2 separate regions of the Homo sapiens genome follow, and region 1 is linked to region 2. Evidence: chromatin loops called from intact Hi-C (ENCODE). Cell type or tissue: psoas muscle. All regions are shown on one strand. Links, peaks and the distances in the headings refer to the core of each region. The heading gives the core; the rest is flanking DNA.

Region 1 (7,609 bases), core at 1-5,000, 99 kb before region 2:
TGATGGGCTCTTCAGTCATTTTTACAACAGTGCTTCTAAGCTGGGTTTACAGACTAGATCTGGACAGTCTCACCAGGGTGAAAGCTGTGAAGATAACAGGAGATGTCAGCTACATGTATCAGAATGTACACCCTGTAAGCAGAAATGAAAAGCTGGGGAGGCACCTCCTTTCTAGGAGGCACAGATCCATGTGAAAAGCAACTTTACTCTTTTTTTGAATTGGTTGCATTCTCTTTGCATTTAGGCAAAAAATAAGATGAAGCAGATGCATATGAAGGGAAGACAGAAAAAGCAGGAAGCACTTACAGTGTTTAATATACCCTGGCGGTCTACAAAAGTTTTACAAGCTTTTCTGCTTTGTCTATTGCTTCTCCTTCCTCTGAATACACAGAAATGCCTGAATCCTAATCCAAAGATGGTCTCATTCAAGAGGAGAATACATTACAAACAATATTTCGTACCATTAATCCCAGAACTTACAGCAACTCAGACTCCGCCAATCTTGCTGGGCATAACATGCATTCTTTGCAAACTATCACCCATTGGCTGCCCACAAAATCAATGTCAAGGCAAGTGGCCAGCAACAAATGATGTTCTTCTCCATTGAATGACAGCCAACAAATCTTTATTGTGTTACTATTAAACACAGTGCAACCTGCTCCCTGGGATCTTTTTATTACCCACTTTAGGTGGACAGTTCAGCAAAAAATTCATTGAAAATGAGGTGGGGATTTGTGGTCTGAAGTGTAACAATATCTTCCAATCTGCTATAAAAGAGAAAAAATAAGAAAAAAAAATTCAACCCCTTCATAGGATATAATTTTGTGCTTTCTCTTGGCAAAATAAAATCAATTATTTGAGTAATTAGCTGTCAATTCACAAATTTTCTATTAAGCTCAACACAAAATTTCGATATTATGTATACTACAACATGCAGAAACAAATAAGCATGCTAGGTTTTCAGGAAACTTTCACAACCTTCATTTTCCTCCATGCCTTTGTGTATAAAACTTGCTGCAATGACCCTTTCTAAGTATTTCGTACCTGAACATTTCAGGACAAAGCTTGAGACTTTTGATCAAAAGTATCTGGTTGAAATGCTGTCTATGAGAAATCAGTGAAAACTTGTCTGCTGCTCAGACATGGTTGAGTCACTGTCTTCCATTCTCAAAAAGCTGTCTAGCTGCTACACAGTTGAGCAGTTGTAGTTACCGAACAAGTTTAAAGAAAGATACTTGAGACCATTTCAATGAGATTCATACTTTAAATATATTAAGCATCCACTGAAAACAAATTCAACTCCAAATCAAACCTCACTGGTTCTTCCCTGCTCTGGAAAGTCAAAATATCACTCCCTGAGCAATGAAACTAAATCTTAGAGCTGCCTACTCACATGTCATTTTTAATCACCAAACTAATTAATCACTGTTGTCCAATGACACCCTAACTTCTGGTGAGGCCAGTTAAAAGATATTTGAGATTATGTCTGAAAAAAATAACTTCACCCCAAAGCTGAGATTGAGCTAACCTGAAAATCAAGATCTGTCCCCAAATTACTTACACTCACCTCGGAGAGAGGCAATCCATTACCAGAGTAACCACTTGACTTGGAAGACAAGAAACAGCAACGCCTGAGCCTCTTCGTCCAACTTCTGGGAAAGAGCCTCTAACAGCAAGGCTGTCAATAAAACAATAGGTTAGGGATCTCTTCTGGGGAAAGGAAAAGATGTAAAAATACTTTACTATAGGGTCTGCTCTGGTTTGGGATCCTGGAGTTCCTGCTTCTTTCAGGCTACCTCTGTTCCTAAATGACGCTTGTCTTTCCCTCCCTCTCTCTTTTTATTCCCTCCCCCTCGGGTTTGCCCCTCCCTAACATTTTTTTTTTTCCTTCGTTCTTTTCCTTGCCAGCAGATTCTGAGTTTTGGCTTCCCCCAGCTTTGCTCAGTGACATGATGAGTCCGAATCATTTCTACAGATTCCCCAGAGACAGGAGCCAGCTTTTACTTTTTCTCTTGCAGCATTTACTAAGCGGACTGCTTTGTGAATTTGAATGACTCATTTTTTCCCCCGCCGACCTCCAGATCTTCCTCCCGTCCATCAGGCATTTTTATAAGAAAATCCCAGAGTCAGCGTTGCAGACCCGGCTGAGGGGACAGAGCCGAGGGGACAGATACTCTAGGGTGGCAGAAACAGCTGTGAAGTCATCAGGCAGCTGAATTCAGTCTCTAAGCCAGCAAAAATCCATGTTCCTAGGTTTTCCATTATTCTTTATATGTGCGTGATAGTCATCTGAAGCTTAAAACCCCACTTGTTGAGTGTTAATTCATTTAGGAATGAGGGTGGGAGGCACAAATGTTTGTGGTTAAGGGGGAAAGCCAGTTATATTGATTTAAACATGATTGTTTACTGCTTTTGCAAGGAGGTAACTTTAGCAGCACCAAGATTATCATCATCATGATAATTGCTACCATTTATAGAGCACCTACTGTGGACATGGCACAATATTAAGAAATGTCACATATTAATGTTAATTCTCACTAGTTCATAAATGAGGAAACAGGCTCAGAGAGGTTAAGTAATTTAACAAAGATCACCCAGTAACAGAGACACCCTTGGTTTGAACCCTAATCTTTAATGGATATATATATCATTTGGGGAGATTGTTAAATTTAGATTCTGATTCAGTAAGTCTGTAACAAGCTCCCTACCTATGTTGAGACCTCTGTTCCTTGGCCCACTTTAAGGATCAAGGTATTTTAAACATTCAAACATATACAACTTGACACATCATACTTAAACAATAAAGTTAAACATCTATTTCCCACCCCATAAACCTGTAAGTGACTTTATAGGTTTATGCTTTCTTACAGACAAACTGTGAAATTTTTAAAACCTTGAAACATATAAAGCCCAAGATTGTCTTTTTGAGGAGAAAAGATAATACTGGGAGCTCATCCTACACTCTGTAGTTAAAAGTTTACATCCTCCATTTTTTCATCTGCACAAGTGTTAATAACCTCTTCTAATTAATACTGTGAACCACAAATCCAAATTAACTCTTGGAAGAGATTTGTTTTCCATCTTTCTCTCAAATTGTTAGATTTCTCTAATAGCTGGCAAAGGGCTTGGATGTTCTCAAACATCTCGCCTCTCCTCTACCACAGCACACTCTCTCCAGCCTTGCCTTGTAGCAATACCCTGATGACTTGTCACAAAAAGAGAGGGACCAGAAGTTGTTTATTCTGGAATGAAAGCCAGAGAGAGGGTTATGTCCTTATAAAAAATAAAGTTGAAAAGTCCCTGAGGTTGGGGGAGTCATGGCAAGTACCTGGAGGCCTTGGTCACCATGATCCTCACACTTTAAAAATGTCAGACCTAAAGAGACAGCTTTCATATCTGAGGAGTACCGTCACTTGGTGTTGAGGGTCAGGAATACTTAGAACCAGGGCATTTCAGAACTTGCCAAAGTTGCCCCCGGAAGATGGTAAGATGGGGGCCGCTGGCTACGTACAATGGAGGTTCTTGAGAAGCTCCTTAACAGAGCTGTCTTCTCACCTGCAAACTCTGGCCCTTGAGGGCAATTCCCCTCTATTTTCTAGTACCACTTTGCCTGCAAGATAGCCCAATAACTGCACTGAAGCTCTGAATATCACCTTATTCTGTTGAAAAGCATGCTTTCCTGTTACCAAAGCTAAAGGTGCAAACATTGAACGTCTAGAGAGAGGACAATGGCAGCTTTTTTCATAGTAAGCCCTTGACTGAGTCTATAATGAGGCGCAGTGAGTGTGTCTGTGTCCTAGGAGCACAAATCTGTCATCACTTCCAATACCAAAGCTTTCTTCAACCTTGTCAGGCTCAGGTGCCTCATTCACACCAATGCTCCTCCACAGGGTGTGTGCACCTGCCTTGATACACAGGTACACATCTCTAGACTCTGAGTAGACAACCAATGATTTGTATTTTAAATTCAAAGAGGTAGAAAGTTTTGGTATAAAGCAGACATTGTATCAGAAGAATAGAAGCCTGTCATCCTAACCACTGACACATGCAGCTTTAACTGACTTTACCTCTTCAAATTGAAATTCAAAGAGAATTCCTAGTGATCTATGCCTGTTGTTTCTGAATGTTTATTCCTCCTTCCACTCTGTGTCTACAAAGTATTAAACACCCCTGGGCATCCTTTGGGGACACCTGCCCCCAAATGCAAAATTTCATCCACAATGCAACCAGCCTTATTTCTGCGAGCCCTCTATTTTCACAAAGAAGAGGAAATCTCTCTAGTTCTTTCTAAAGCACATGGCTTTAGGAGACTCCTTTAAGTTTGGAGAACTTTTCTCAAAGCCTCCAATGCATGAATTATATCTATGCCCCTAACCCCCATAGACATTCAACATTTCCTTCCCAGATCTTTCAAAAAGCAAAGCAAAGATCCTTACCTTTCCCAGCCAGAGTTAGACTGAGACAGCTGCCTGCCCTGCCAAGAGCAACCCAGACAGGGGGATGCAAATCACCACATTAGGGACCGTAAACAAAGTACTCAGCAAGGCTTAAACACAATTAAGGGACCGGAGACAATTTGGCAAGAGGAAATCCCTTAAATGCTGCTGGATTTTACTCTGTTGTCCTCCATGAAAATGTAACCCATATATATGTGTGTGTGTGTGTGTGTGTGTGTGTGTGTGTGTGTGTGTGTGTGTGTATACAGACAGAGACAGAGAGAAAGGGCATCAAGTTTGAGAAGAATATCTTCCTTCACTTTTCTCTTTTTATATCTTTATTCAGGCACTAATTTGCAAGGTTTTTCCTATCCAAAGCCCCCATTCTGATGCTCTCCCTCTGTGAATCAGAACCTGCAGAAAAGAATTCGTAATCTTTGCTCTACATTTCTAAGGGAGTATGGGGTTGGAAAGTGTGTATGTAGGGGAATGGGACCATAAACCATCCTCTTTCCCAATAACATGCAGGTAATAAAAGGAGTACAAGGAAGATTAGGATTAGTGGTGAGAATGGCATTTGGTGCCTGAGTGGACCCTCTCCCTAATGTCAGAGGAGTGGTCCTATTGGTGCTCTTCATTGGAGGATGTCAAGGCACCATAGAAATTATGTTATACTGAAAAATCACACCTCCGAGGTGACCTTCCACCAAAGGCATTGTAAACGGCAGAGCTGGGAACATTTGCTGTTCCAGAGAGAATGCCCCAAATTGCAAAAATCTCATTTTTTTTTCTTTAGAAACAAAATGAAAGACAAAGTTACTTAGGGGAGAGGGGTCTGGGAGTGGAGGAGGGCAGGGAGCATGGTGTGTACTATGACAAAGAGGTCATTTTGCCCATTTCCCTAAAGTGGAAGCCAAAGATTCAGGCTCTAAGGTTGCAAAAGGGGATGTTTTGATTTTCCTATTGAGTTTGTGCTGTTGAAGACCTGGCAATTTCTCCTCTGGGAACACATGAAGTTCGCATTTTGTGAAGCATGCCCCCATGTGCATTTGATTACTCGCCTGTCTTTATTTCCAATTTGCTTTTGCTTGGTGTGTTTGAGCTGGCTAATTTCCAGCAGCCTTGAGGATGCCAGTTCCTCTTGGCCTTCTGTCCAATCACCACATGCCTTTGATCTCAGTCATCACCCAGTCCAATTGGATGCAGGGAGATTTGGGAAGCTGGCCAGGTTTTCTCCTCTCTAATGCTTCTTTTAAGGGTGTGCCTGCATTTATGTTCTGAAATCATGGACATTTTGGAAAGTGATCTGTGCTTCTGTGTTCATTTTGGATAGCAGGTCATGTTATTATTCCTCCTTTTCTTTTTTTCTCCTCCAAAACACTTTTCTTTGAGGTCTAGGACATTAAATAGAGAGATCTGATAGTACCAAGAGGAACAATGAATGTGCCTTAGATATAAATCTGTATTTTACTAATTGGTGGTCAATTTCTAGGTATGGGAATCTCATAAGATCCATTTGAATATAGAAAGGGAAACATACATCTTTTAGATTCACATTACAATCCCCATTCTCTTACCCCATTTTGTTCTGAGTAACTATGAAAGGTCACATAAACATAAAAAAATAGAGCTGAGTAAATAATCTCTCACTTCAACAAGAACTAATTACCATTCTGGCCTCAGATGAGAAGAATTGATTTTCTTGTCTCAAAATCAGAATATACACCGAAACTCCTGCCATCCTGATACAACCCCATACATTTTGCATCGCATTTTATGTTTATGTACGTTATTCTTTGGAGGCCAAAGATGAGGAAGCCCGAAGTTCGAGAGTTACCTCAAAATGGGCTGACACTTTCTTTCCTAAGACAAATGCACACTCCTAGGGTCAGCCTCCCTTAGTGAGTGAGCTAAGGCTCACATATTCTGGGGCTTGCAGGAAACACACCATACTTGTTTTTTTTTCAGGGAGGAGAAGGGAAGGGATCACAATGACCTCACCCCTTTGCCACTCCTCCCTATACCTGATAGCATGGAGCCCTTTGGTGCTCGTTTACAGGAGAAATCTCCCCCTAGTCTCAGGTGCCAAATATCACTTGTCTTGGTCATAAAATTATGTACATAAACATTGTGTGGCACCCAGTCGACTCCTAATCGCTGTACAATTTCTAGGCTTTGACACCAATCTGATACTGGAAATTGGAAATCACCTCGCAACATGTAAAGTGTCCTAAAAACGGATAATCAATGGTATCTCTGTAAGGGTCAGTTAGCTTTTCCCCATTCCATAGTCACAGAGCAGAATATACTTACCGACCAGATTAGCCTTGTCTCAGTTAGGTAGCACTGGCCTTAAAATGACTGGCTCAGGATGGGCTCATCAGTGCTGGCCTCCTCCAGATAATTGAAAGCACAGTTTAAACCATAGGTTTTAAGTTGCAGGCTTGGTAAGAGGAGCATGGAGGATATTTTTCACAAGTCACTTTTTAATTTTGCTGAGAAAGAAATGGGGAGGGAAAAAAAGAAATGGAGGTTCAGAGACTGGCCCTGTTTCTGGGTTTAACTCCAGAACCTGGGCTCCTTCCTTCTGAACTGACGCACACAATGTGCTCAGTTTGAAGAGGAAAGGGACACATTAACACAAGCATCTAACATGTACTACCCATAACACAGTCATCTCTCAGGTATTTGTATTTTATTTAAAGTGGCAGAGCCAGGTTTCAAATCTAGGTACCTCTTTCTTCTTCTATGTTGTGTTGTGAGGAATTCATTTTTAAAATTATATTATGTACATTTTCCTAAGTTTAGCTTAAGTCTCATTTTCTTGGGTTCAGGGTGATATCCTCTAACTAGATTTAGTTTGGGAAAAGTGCTCTGAAAAGGGGTGCCTACTGCTTCTAGAATGATTAAGCCATGTATTTTGCCTTGTATACATCTGAGCATTAAAATAGAGCTGCATTACTAAGCAGATTTGGGTAGGTTTGAGGCCGGGACAGACATAGGCCTGGTACCTGCGGAATCCGTGGAAGATGCCATAGCAGTCAGGCCACTTCAAAAGTCACCCAGGCCATTCCTCTGCCTTCAGAAGCATTTTAGTTCCTGTGCTCCTTTGGGTGCCAGGAACTTGCTAAATGCTCTAGCTGAGCAGATGCAAAACAGTGGGCAAAGCATGG
Region 2 (11,184 bases), core at 2,519-7,518:
CTCAAATTTCACAGGCTTGCACTCCTTGGTTTAGAATTCAGATTCCTCAGTTTGAAAGAGAACAAGAAAATGTCGCACCTTTTAATCTATTTGGGCAGAAAGAAAATTTAAATCTAGTCAGAGAGGGTATCTGTCTACAAGAGCTCATCCCAAAGATTTCAATTAGTTATTCAAGAAACCATGGCTAAGAACACACTATGAGCCAGGAACTCTCCTGGGTCCTAGGGGTTACAGAGGAAAACTAACCATGACTCTACCTTGAAGGGCTCACAGTTTATTGGTGATTGGTCATAGGGGAGAGGGAGAGGGAGTAAGACCTAAGTTTGGTGAGTACCATGATACAGGTATGTACAGGATATGATGCAGCACAGCTTGGGGTGGGTCAGAAAGACTTTTCATGAGAAACGAATCCAAGGTTGGGTCTCAAAGTAAGAATAGAAGTTAGCCAGGCATCTGGAAGTTCACAGTTGCATGGGGGAGGCAGTTGGCTGAGATAGAGGGAAAAAGCACAGAAACGGAGATCGCATGATGTGATTCAGCATGTCTTGGGTGGGTAGGCATGTATTTTTTGAAAGATGAGGTCAGAGAAGTTGGCAGAGGCCAGATCAATAGCAGCCTTGGGTTTTAAACAAGACCACTTTCCTAGCTCCTCCTGGCTATTCCAACATGGCAACTGGTGCCCTGAGTTCTATCTCAGCATTTGTCACTGTGTGAGTATCACTCTTTTTTGCTCTAAGCAGATAGATCTTGCAGATCTGTAAAAAATTCTGGTTTTTCCACTTACTATGTATGTAATCTTGGACAAACTACTTAGCTATGTGGAGGCTCTGTTTTCTCTTCTGTAAAATGGGTCAAACAAAAAACAACTTCATAGGGTTATTGTGAGTATTACTAGGATCAAACAAGAACAATGACTGGCATGAGAAAAAAGTGGTCATGAAATATTTGTGGAATTAAATTGGGTACAGGAGTGAAAAGGAAATTCTTCTGTCTGGAAAATAGCCTTTAGCTTTCCAAACACCAGTAGCTGCCAAAGCAGTGTAGGACACCTGGAAAGAGGTAGAAAAGAGATCCGAACCATGAAGAAGAGTGACAGGAAGCCACAGACCCCAAAACTAGAAGATGGTAAGCCAGTGAAGCAGATCAAAGTGGGAGGGGTGCATCTTGTGCCAGAACAGCAAGGGCACGGTCAGAAGGGTGGCCAGGAGGGAGGAGGTGGCAGATGCTGGCTCACAGGGCACTTCAGGGAGTGAATGCATGGCAGCCTGTGGCTTCCTCTTTCCTGATGTTGTCCTGGTGTCCTACCAGGCTCTGGAAAGAAATCAAAAAAAAAAAAAAAAAAAAAAAAAAAGAAAAGGAAAGAAGAGAGGAAAAACGGGAAAAAGAAAACAGCGGCATTGTTGTTTAATAACAGCGACACCCCTTCATGATAGAAAACACATAACAAACTAGAAATAGAAGGGAACTTCCCCAACCTGCTAAAGGGTGTTTATGAACAAACCACAGCTAACATACTTAATTGTGAAAGGCTAAAAGCTTTCCCCCTAAGATCAGAAATAAGACCAAGGTGTCTGCTCTTAACACTCCTTTTCAAAATTGTGCTGGAGGCTTTAGCCAGGGTAATTAGGCAAGAAAAAGAAATAAAAGACATTAAGATTGGAAAGGAAAAAGCAAAACTATCTGAGGATACATAATTTTATATATAGAAAAACAATATTGAAAAAGAAGAACAAAATTGGAAGATTTGCAGTTCCTGATATAAAAATTTACTACAGGCCGGGTGCAGAGGCTCATGCCTGTAATCCTAGCAATTTGGGAGGCTGAGGTAGGAGAGTGGGAGGATCATTTTAGTTCAGGAGTTCAAGACCAGCCTAGGAAATATAGGGAATCCCAAATCCACAAAATAAATAAACAAAAAATTAGCCAACCATGGTAGTGTGCATCTGTTGTCCTGGCTACTTGGGAGGCTGAGGTGGTAGGATTGCTTGAGCCCAGAAGGTTGAGGCTGCAGTGAGCTGTGATCATTCCACTGCACTAACAGAGTGAGACCCTGCCTAAAAAAATAGCTTACTACAAATAACTTGCTACAAATCTACAGTAATCAAGATGGTGTTGTACTGGCATGAGGATTGATATATAAATCAATAGAATAGAATTGAGGATCCAGAAATAAACCCTCTCAATTACAATAAATTGATTTTCCATGAAGGAGTATCAAGAAAATTCAATGGGGGAAGAATAATCTTTTTCAACAAATGGTACTGAGACAACCGGATATCCATATGCAAAAGAATGAAATTAGATCACCTGCCACCGTATATAAAAATTAACTCAAAATAGATCAAAGACCTTAAATGTAGGAGCTAAAGCTATAAAATTCTTAGAAGAAAACATAGGGGCAAATTTTTTTATGGATTTGCCAATAATGTCTTAGATCTAGCACCAAAAGCATAAGCAAAAAAATAAACAAAATAGATAAATGTAACTTTATTAAAATTAATAACTTTTGTGCTTCAAAAGAAACCATAAAGAAAGTGACAAGACAATGCACAGAATGGGAGAAAATTTCTGCAAATCATATATCTGATAAGGGGCATTCCTGTTGCTATAACAAAATACTGAAGAGCAGGTAATTTATATAAGTAATAGAAATCTATTTCTCATAGTTCTGGAGGCTGGGACATTCAATATCAAGGCACTAGCAAATCTAGGGGCTGGTGAGAGCTGCTCTGGGCTTCCAAAATAGTGCCTTGTTATTAGGTCCTCACATGATAGAAGGGATGAAAGGGCCAAGGGGATGAATAGCTCCCTCGAACCTCTTTCATGAGGTCATTAATCTCATTCACGAGGATTCTACTCTCATAACTTAATCACCCCTAAAGGCCCTACATCTTAATACTATCACATTGGTGATTAGACTTTAACATATGAATTTTGAGGAAACACATTCAGGCTACAGCAGGGCTTGTATCTAAAATACATAAAGAAATGATACAACAAGAGACAAAAACTTAATTAAAAAATGGAAAATAATCTGAATAGACATTTCTCCAAAGAAGATATACAAATGGCCAATAAGTGCATACAGTATGTTCAACATAATTAGCAATCAGGGATGTGCAAACTAAAACTGCAGTGAGATGCCACTTCACACCCATTAGGATGGCTATAATGAAAAAGATGAATAATAACAAGTGTTGGCAAGGATATGAAGAAGTTGGAGTTCTCATACACTGCTAAAAGGAATGTTAGGCAGTGCAGCCACTTTGGAAAATACAAGGCAGTTTTTTAAAATGTTGAACACAGAGGTTTAATGTTCAAAAGGTTAACATTTGACTTTGAAATTCTACTCCTAAGTATAGATACAGAAGAAATAAAAACACAGGTCAACACACAAACTTGTACGTAAATGTCCATAGGAGCATTTTTCATAATAGGCAAATAATGGAAATAGTCCAAATTTCCAATGACTGATGATTGAATAAAACATAATATATCTGTACAATGAAATATTATTTGGCAATGAAGTACTGATACATGGTACAACATGGAGGAACTTTGAAAACATTATGTCAAATGAAAGAAGTCATTCACAAAGGATCATATATCATTTCATGTACGTGAAATGTTCAGGATAGGCAAATCCATACAAAGAGTAAATTAGCAGTTGCTTGGGATTAAGAAGAAATGGGAAGTGATGCTAATGGATATGGAGCTTCTTTTGGGGGTGATAAAATGTTCTAAAATTTATTGTAATGATGGTTGTACAACTCTGTTATTTACTAAAAACCATTAAATTGTACACATAAATTGGTTCATTGCATGGCATGTGAATTATATCTCAATAAAGCTGTCATAAAAACCAACAATACAAATAGCTATTGTTAATTTAGCACTTTCTAAATGCTAGGTACTGTGCTAAACTATGTAATCTTACCTAAGTCTCATAATAAATATGCCAGGAAACTTTTAGTTTTATTTACAAAGGGAAAACATGAGTTCAGAGATAAGGAAATTGCCCAAGGTCACAAAACTAGTAATTACCATACTAGTTAGGATTTTAACTCATTTTTGTCTCATTTTGAGTTTCAGGGTCTTACAAAATGCCATTAGATGGATCTTGTGAGCATCCTTGTGTACAAGGCTGGGGTGTTCACAATAGTGACCAACACGAAACAGTAGAAATTAGTGAAATCTCTGCCTCTGACTTTCTCACCCTGGAACTGGGGTGAGGTGTTGGCTCCCAGGCGCTGTGGATATGGGGTGGCAAGGAATCTATCCTCAGTGAACTGAATTAATTCCTTAATTCTCCCTCAGATATGTCACAGCTGTCATTCTGGAGGTGAGACTCTTGACCCTCCACCCCCAGCACCTGATTTTACAGATTATGTCTTGCGTTTGAAAGTGAGTCCTGTTACTGTTGGCTCTGTCTGCTTCCTAGTTCCAAGAAACAAAACGTGAGAAGGAAGGTGTTAAGCCCACAAAACAAAGACGTCAAATAGTTCTCACCAAGGAACATTTGGATGAGTTTTGGGAAAATGACTGTGAAGCAGATGGATTACATTTTCTGTTTGGGCTCAGTAATTAAGGGGAAAGGGGGACTCAAGCCAAATGTGCTGGGATTTTGTCAAATTCCAAATGTTGGAACACATTTCAGGATGTTTGACTGAGTTTGGCAGAATCAGTACCTTGACTGTGGCCTTCTCTTCTTGGACAAAAGATGACCGAAGAGCCTACAATAATCCAAACCTGAAAGAAGCCACAGGCATGGTTACCCTTTTGTGGGAAATGGCACAATGGTACCCTTTGTCAGTTGGAATATTTCAGTGGGGGGATTAAATATGCATATGGCTATTCTTGCAGGGTTTTTGAGAAAGAGGATAAAAATCAGCTCACATAACACAATTTAAGAATATACTCTTTCATTCTATTCCTCGTGATCCAGAGGCTAGAAGTAGAATTGCATCCTTCCATGACTATCCAAACCCCTTATTCTGTGCATCCTGAAGTATCCCCAGGAATTTTTGTGGCTGTACTTACTCTCATCCTTTGCTCTTTCCATTTGATTCTTTAGAATCAGAGCAGAACCAAGCGGGAAGCTCAGAATCAGAGAGACCTCATCAAGTTTTTGGCAAACCCAAACATTCTGCAATAGATTGAGTGGAAGGAAGAGGAAGGACATAAAGATAAAGACATGAGAAAAGAAGCTGAGTCTTTGTTGAAACACTGAAATGGGTGCAGGTATCATTTCTTATCTCATTGTTTTTTCTCATAAGCCCTGAATTAATTCATTTATTCACAGTATTTTCGCAGATGTGAAATTCACATATTATTCACAGATGTGTTCACTATCATCTATGTACTGGAAAGATAGCAGTGAATAAAATGGACAAAATTACCTGCCCTCTTGGAGCTCGCATTCTAATGAATAAAATGCCATTGTCACTTGGAGGATATGCTTATCAAAATTTTTAGAGGTCAGTTGCCTAGCTGGTCAAAGAGCAGTAGAATTTAAATTTTTCTCCTGTAAGTAGCTACAATGCTTTGTCAGAATTTTTACCCTAGTATTACAAATATTTATTCTATTTTGCTGATAAATTTAAAAATGGCCTTCAGTGTCATTCCAGATGGGATATGTTGTCTTACCATTGACAGAATATTCTACACCCAAAGTTAAAATTTCTAAGAAGAAAACACAATTAAGTTCATCCTTTAAAACATTTTTTTCAAATGACTAAAAAGTAGCGACTGGGAAGTGCTGATATTAAAATGGCAGCAAAGCTTCCGCCTCAGAGCTCTCCTTTCTTCTCCCTGTCTTCTCATCAGCAGATCTTTTTTTATTCACTGAAGAAGCAAAATTGGAAAGTAAATATATAAATTAGAAACTGGCAAGAGAAGTAAACAGCAGTCTTGGGTTTTCACTTCAAGGCAAAACGATGGCTCCTAGTGTCCCCTTCTGCATGTCAATCTTGTATATCAATTCCTTGTGATAGGAAATGTTATTTTCAGTGGACTGTAGTCCAGGCAATTGTCAAGAGAGCTCCTATGTGGCAACTGTTTTGGACATGTCCAGAGACACAACTTTTTCAACACTGCATCAGCCCCAGCCTGGCTTTCACTGCTTCTGTATCCCTAGCTGGTCACAGCTAGCTCTGCTGATGCTCCACAGCTTCAGGCACAGCTCCGCCTGAGCTATTCCTGATGGAGATGAATAGTGCTGCATAACTCCCTATTGCAGACTGGTTTCACATTAGGTCTACTGTCTAGACTTGAGACTTAATGGCCCCAGATGTCTGAGGGACTCCCACACTCCTTGCTGCCAATTAGATCTCAGATCTACTGGTGGTATTCATGACCATAGGGGACTAAGTTCGGGTGGTAGCTCCCTTCTTTTACCTTCTTCCCATACATTCACTCAGTCCATAGAATAGAACTGCAAACTTGATGTTCTCTTTTTAATCCAACCAATCAACTTGTCTAATGCACTAGTCCCAATTCTGGAGATCCTAGTTTCAGTGACCCAGTTACTGACCTGGGTCTTCTTGCTTACAAAGACCTCCGAGAGTGTACCCACCTGCCTGTTAAACTGGTTAATTTCCACCAATCTAAGTGTAGGTGCCACTAACTAGATGCAAATTTTTGGTATAGCCATTTCTAAAATGAAGATGGAAACAGGTACAGCCCCAAAGACAGTAGGCATGACCTGACCTCCTGTACCTTTAGAGTTATTCCTTGTTCCATCTCAGTGCATGTCTCAAATTAATTAGTGCATGTCTCAAATTAATTCCTGCTCCATTTTACAGCTTGCCTGATAATACTATAGGCAACAATGCAAAGTATCTAACATCAAAGTCTCAAACAATGATAAATTGTAATTGGAACTACTTCATGGTGGGAGAGAAGCTTTTGTTATCAACATTTATTAGGCCTGCTGGACCTTTAGTAGGTCACTCGGTCCCTGAACACAGAGATAAGTGGACCTGGGTTTCATATTTAGTCTCCTTGCAGAACAAATTTAGCCTTGGAGAAGACCAAGGCTTTGGGCCCAGGAATGGCCTGGAAGTTCTCTGGGACTAATTCAAAGCCTCACTAAACTCCCTCTTGGAACATCTTAGGATCCATAGCCACAGATTCCTTGGTACACCCAAAGCACGGTATAGACTTTATAACACTGCCAGTCCTTTTTAATGTTTCAATCTTTTTCTTTCATCTTTATTCTAATGGTGCCTTGAGAAAAAACAGCATTGAGTATACAAATGAATTTGGGAGTAAGAGAGAGGGATCTGGGAGAAAAAATAAAAGTGAAGTTCAAATAAACTTGTTTGGGGAACTAAATGGCTCTTACGTTAAGAAGAGTGGGCTCATCCCCACCAGGTGCACAAATTTTTTTAATGTCTTTTCTTGTTTAAGAAAAAAAGTAATTTGTCCAAATTAATGACCCTTTGTCCAATATGGAGAGTATTAGATACTTGATCTTTTCTTCTATGTCGAGGGCATGGCTGAAGTCTTTTAATCCGAGCTCTGAGAGCCCAGTGAGAAGTTAGTTGTTTGTAGCTTGAGACATGGACCATTCTTTTCCCTTTAAAATTTTGTGAGTCTCTAAGTCAACTTCAAAATAAGGATTGAGAAAAACTCAAGGCTGTCTCAGTTTTGTGTTGAGTGAATGCTTGCTTGAAATAGAGAAGCAAAAGAAAAACAAAGGTAAAATGTTTTGATCATTCACCAAATTAAGCGTTAGATGTTACTGCCATCTAGTGATGATTTAACACCTGGCTGCCAGGGGAAGGTAGAGTCATCTTTTTGCTACATAGGCATCGCCTTAGGGCCTATCACAGACTTGCAGGTTTGGGAAAAAGGTGACATCTGAGTAAACTTCCAAATTACCAGAGGATGGTACTATGGTGAAAAGGTCCCACAACTGTGAGAAAAATGCATGTATTCGTATTAAATCCTAAGCCTCTCTGCCCATAATATTTCTTTAAAAAAATCTTCCTTGCAACAATGAAAACAGGTTTCTCTTAACTCCATGACTCCAGGATCCTTAACGCATATTTAAACATTCACAGGCAAGTTATATGCCACCTCTCCATTGCATCTGCCTCCAAACCCTGTCTCTACACATCACTTAATAGAGCTCCAATCCCATTCCTCCTCATTCTGACTGCGCTAATTCCAATCCCATTTCTCCTCATTTTCACTGCACTCATGTGGTCACTGGAGGTGGGGAAGAGGAAGAAGCAAAGAAGATGATACTGTGCTTACCTTGTGTAGATGCTTTACAATCATAGTTGCCCTCACTATCATCCCAGAAATCGGCATCATTCCAGTGTGAAAGATGAGAAAATCAAGAATCAGAAAAATTAGGTAATTGGCCAGAGATCACACAGTTAAGTGTAAGTAGCAAAGCTGGAATTTGAACCCAGTGTACCTGGTCTCATCATCTGAGGAGTTTTTTTGTGGCTTGGTAAGCACAGTGGTAGGATGTTGGAGAGGAACACTGAATGTGGAACAGTGGGAAATGTTCTCTGCTCATCAAAGGGCAGAGTTCAAGAACATCCTCATGTGGCCTCCTCTGGAGCAGGTACAGAAAAGCTGGGAAGGTACAGAAGTACTTGAGTGTAAAGGCTTAGCAGGTTTTGGACGCACAAGCAAATCCATATCTAGAGCAGGGTTGCCAGAAACAGATGGTAACTCTAGGGTGCTAATTTCATCCCCTTCCCTCATCTGAAGAAACGCCATGCTTCATGAGAGTATCCATCTCCGAAGGATTAAAAAGATAAGAAAAAAAAAAAAAAGAAGGTGATCTGATCTAAGCCTGGCACCAGCAGTCCCCTTAGGTATATGGAGGAAAGAACACTGAAGTTGGTGAAAAGGATATAGTTCGGGATTTCTGTTGCCTTGGGATTTGGGCTACAGCCATAACGCTAAAGACATGAGGCAAAGCGTATTTAGTTTTCTTCATTGGCATCAAAGAACCTTCCCAGATGCCTTTGCAGTTAGATGGCTCATGAAATCTTGGCCAAGTTCCGGCCAATGGAAACGATGTAAGCCTGTCTAGGTTTGGGCTCTGAGACATCCTACGTGATCCTTCACATGCTCTTTCTTCTTTCCCCTGAGGGCTACATGTGGAGTATTCATAGGGTAATTCTGAATCCAATTTGGAGCCTTGAAAAATTACTTGGTGCAAACACTCTTCTCTCTCCAACACACACCAGCCCCTCATTGGACTGGGTTGTGAATAAGAAAAATGCCACTAAGATTTTTTGTTTGTTGTTTATTATAGCATTTCATGTAATTTAACCTGTTAATATACAACAACAGATACAAAAGATACCTACTGTGGTAAACAGCCAAAAAAAAAAAAAAAATGGCCAGAATTCTTTATTGCTCCTTGTATCCAAGCTCGTTGCAATTTGACTTTGCACTTTGTCTCACTAGGGAGGCAAAGTCTATTTCCCTGCACTTTGAGTCTGAGCTAACCTGTGACTTCTTTCATGCAAGTAGTAGCCGTGTGCCACTTAGGAGTCTAGGTCTCCAGAGGCTTTGCATGCTTCTGCCACTCATTTAGAATCCTGCTCAGCCCCAGTGACAACAAGCCTTGACCTGCTGGATAAGGAGGGACATGAGGTCAAGACACCCCAGCCAACCACCAGCTAATGCCATCCTAGTTCAATGTTCAGCCAGCCTCCTGCCACTGACCACAGCTGACCACTGAAGCATAAGTAAGCTCAGCTAAATTCAGTTAAGCCTGGCCCACAGAAACAAGAATGCTCAGCTGATGGCATGGTGTGTTTTAATACTTATTATTTACGCTACTGGATTTTGGGGAAGCTTGTTACACAGCGTTAGCTGAAACACCTATATTTTAAAAAGACCTACTGCTCATAACCCAGCAGGACTTACTAAGAGGCTAGCAGAACTTGTTTTGTTGTTATCAACCTACCACAGTCTCCAAAATTGGAACATTCCCCGTTAGAGGAGACATCACTGGGATCAGGGGTTAGAGGGGTTAGAGCATCCCATGTTCCTGGTAAGAACTTACTCCATTCTGCCTCTCTGGGAAAAGATTACAGGTGTTTTCTTTTTTCAGTGAAAGTCCAGGCTAATTAAGGGAAGCGCTGAGAAAACCACTTGTAGAAATCGGTGGGAGTCAGAGAGAGGACCTGCAGGAATTGGGGCTTAGCTTATCCCTCCCTGACGAGAAGCTTATTAGGATGCAGGTCCTGTAAAACCACTGTTACTCCCAGCAAAGCAAGCATGATGGAGTAGTTTTTGATAGAGCTGAATTTTATGCTATTTGCGTTCAAGGGTGTATATTAATATAGTGCCTGGTACTGCTTCTCACTTGGAAAATTTTGAAGGCAGGAAACTTTCTAGGGGCACTCTGGGGTGGGAAGCAAAGGAACAGAAAATTGGTATGCTAAACCCTTCTATAACTAATTGGAGAAGCAAGGAGCTGTAAGTTTCCTACGTGAGAAAGGAATAGGTAATTGGATTGGAACATTTTGGCAGAACAGTGTCTGTATTAGCCTCCTAGGGCTGCTGTAACAAAGTACTACAAATTGGGTGGCTTAAAACAACAACAATGTGTTCTCTCACAGTTTTGGGGGCTGGGCATCTGAAACCGAGGTGTCAGCAGGGCTGTATTCCCACTGAATCCTTCAGCAGAGGACCCTTGCCTGCCTCTTCCAGTTTCTGCCTGCACAGACGTTCCCGGCTTGTGGCAGCATCACTCCAACCTCTGCCTTCATCTTAATATGGCTGTCTTCCCCCTCTGTTCTGTGCTTTCACATGGCATTCTCTTCTCTTTGTATGTCTATTTCCAAATCTCCTCTTTTTATGACACCAGTCATTGGATTAGGACCCACTCTAATGACCTCATCTTAACTTGATGACATCTAGAAAAACTCTGTTTCCAGGTAAAGTCACATTCACAGGTATGGAGATTAGGACTTCAATGTGTCTTTGTGCGGGGGAGGGTGGGAAGCAATTTAACCCAAAACAGTGCCCAAAAGGGCTGGCTTCTGGGTGATGGAGCCCAGTAGTAAGAGCTGTAGACAATAGCAGAAGATGGGGGAGGGGGCAAGATGAGAGCGTGCAGCAGTGGCGGGCCTACTGAAAAGTGGGCACGAATCACTTTAAGGAAACCGATATTTGGACTTCTGCTTCCCAATGGGCATAACA

The links. Hi-C counts contacts between places; a loop is a spot of excess contacts. Peaks named below come from ENCODE experiments on the same cell type or tissue, not always from the same donor. Only the 100,000 strongest peaks of a DNase experiment are listed, where the experiment ranks them.
Region 1: it touches region 2 in a loop (9-fold over the local background); 6 of 110 quality-filtered maps call a loop at or near these places.

Annotation. Positions count from the first base shown.
Region 1 is chr17:55,721,052-55,728,660 of GRCh38, forward strand. It overlaps TMEM100 (transmembrane protein 100), which reads right to left and starts at 1,813. Exons shown (of 2, transcript NM_018286.3): 1 at 1,568-1,813; 2 at 1-84. The coding sequence starts at 19. In psoas muscle, for the core only: no CTCF peak of the experiment used is centred there; no DNase peak of the experiment used is centred there; H3K4me3 peaks cover 4,160 bases; H3K27ac peaks cover 1,658 bases.
Region 2 is chr17:55,817,687-55,828,870 of GRCh38, forward strand. It overlaps a transcript of PCTP not described here. Among named protein-coding and RNA genes, the nearest start is that of PCTP, 72 kb to the left of the region's middle. In psoas muscle, for the core only: no CTCF peak of the experiment used is centred there; no DNase peak of the experiment used is centred there.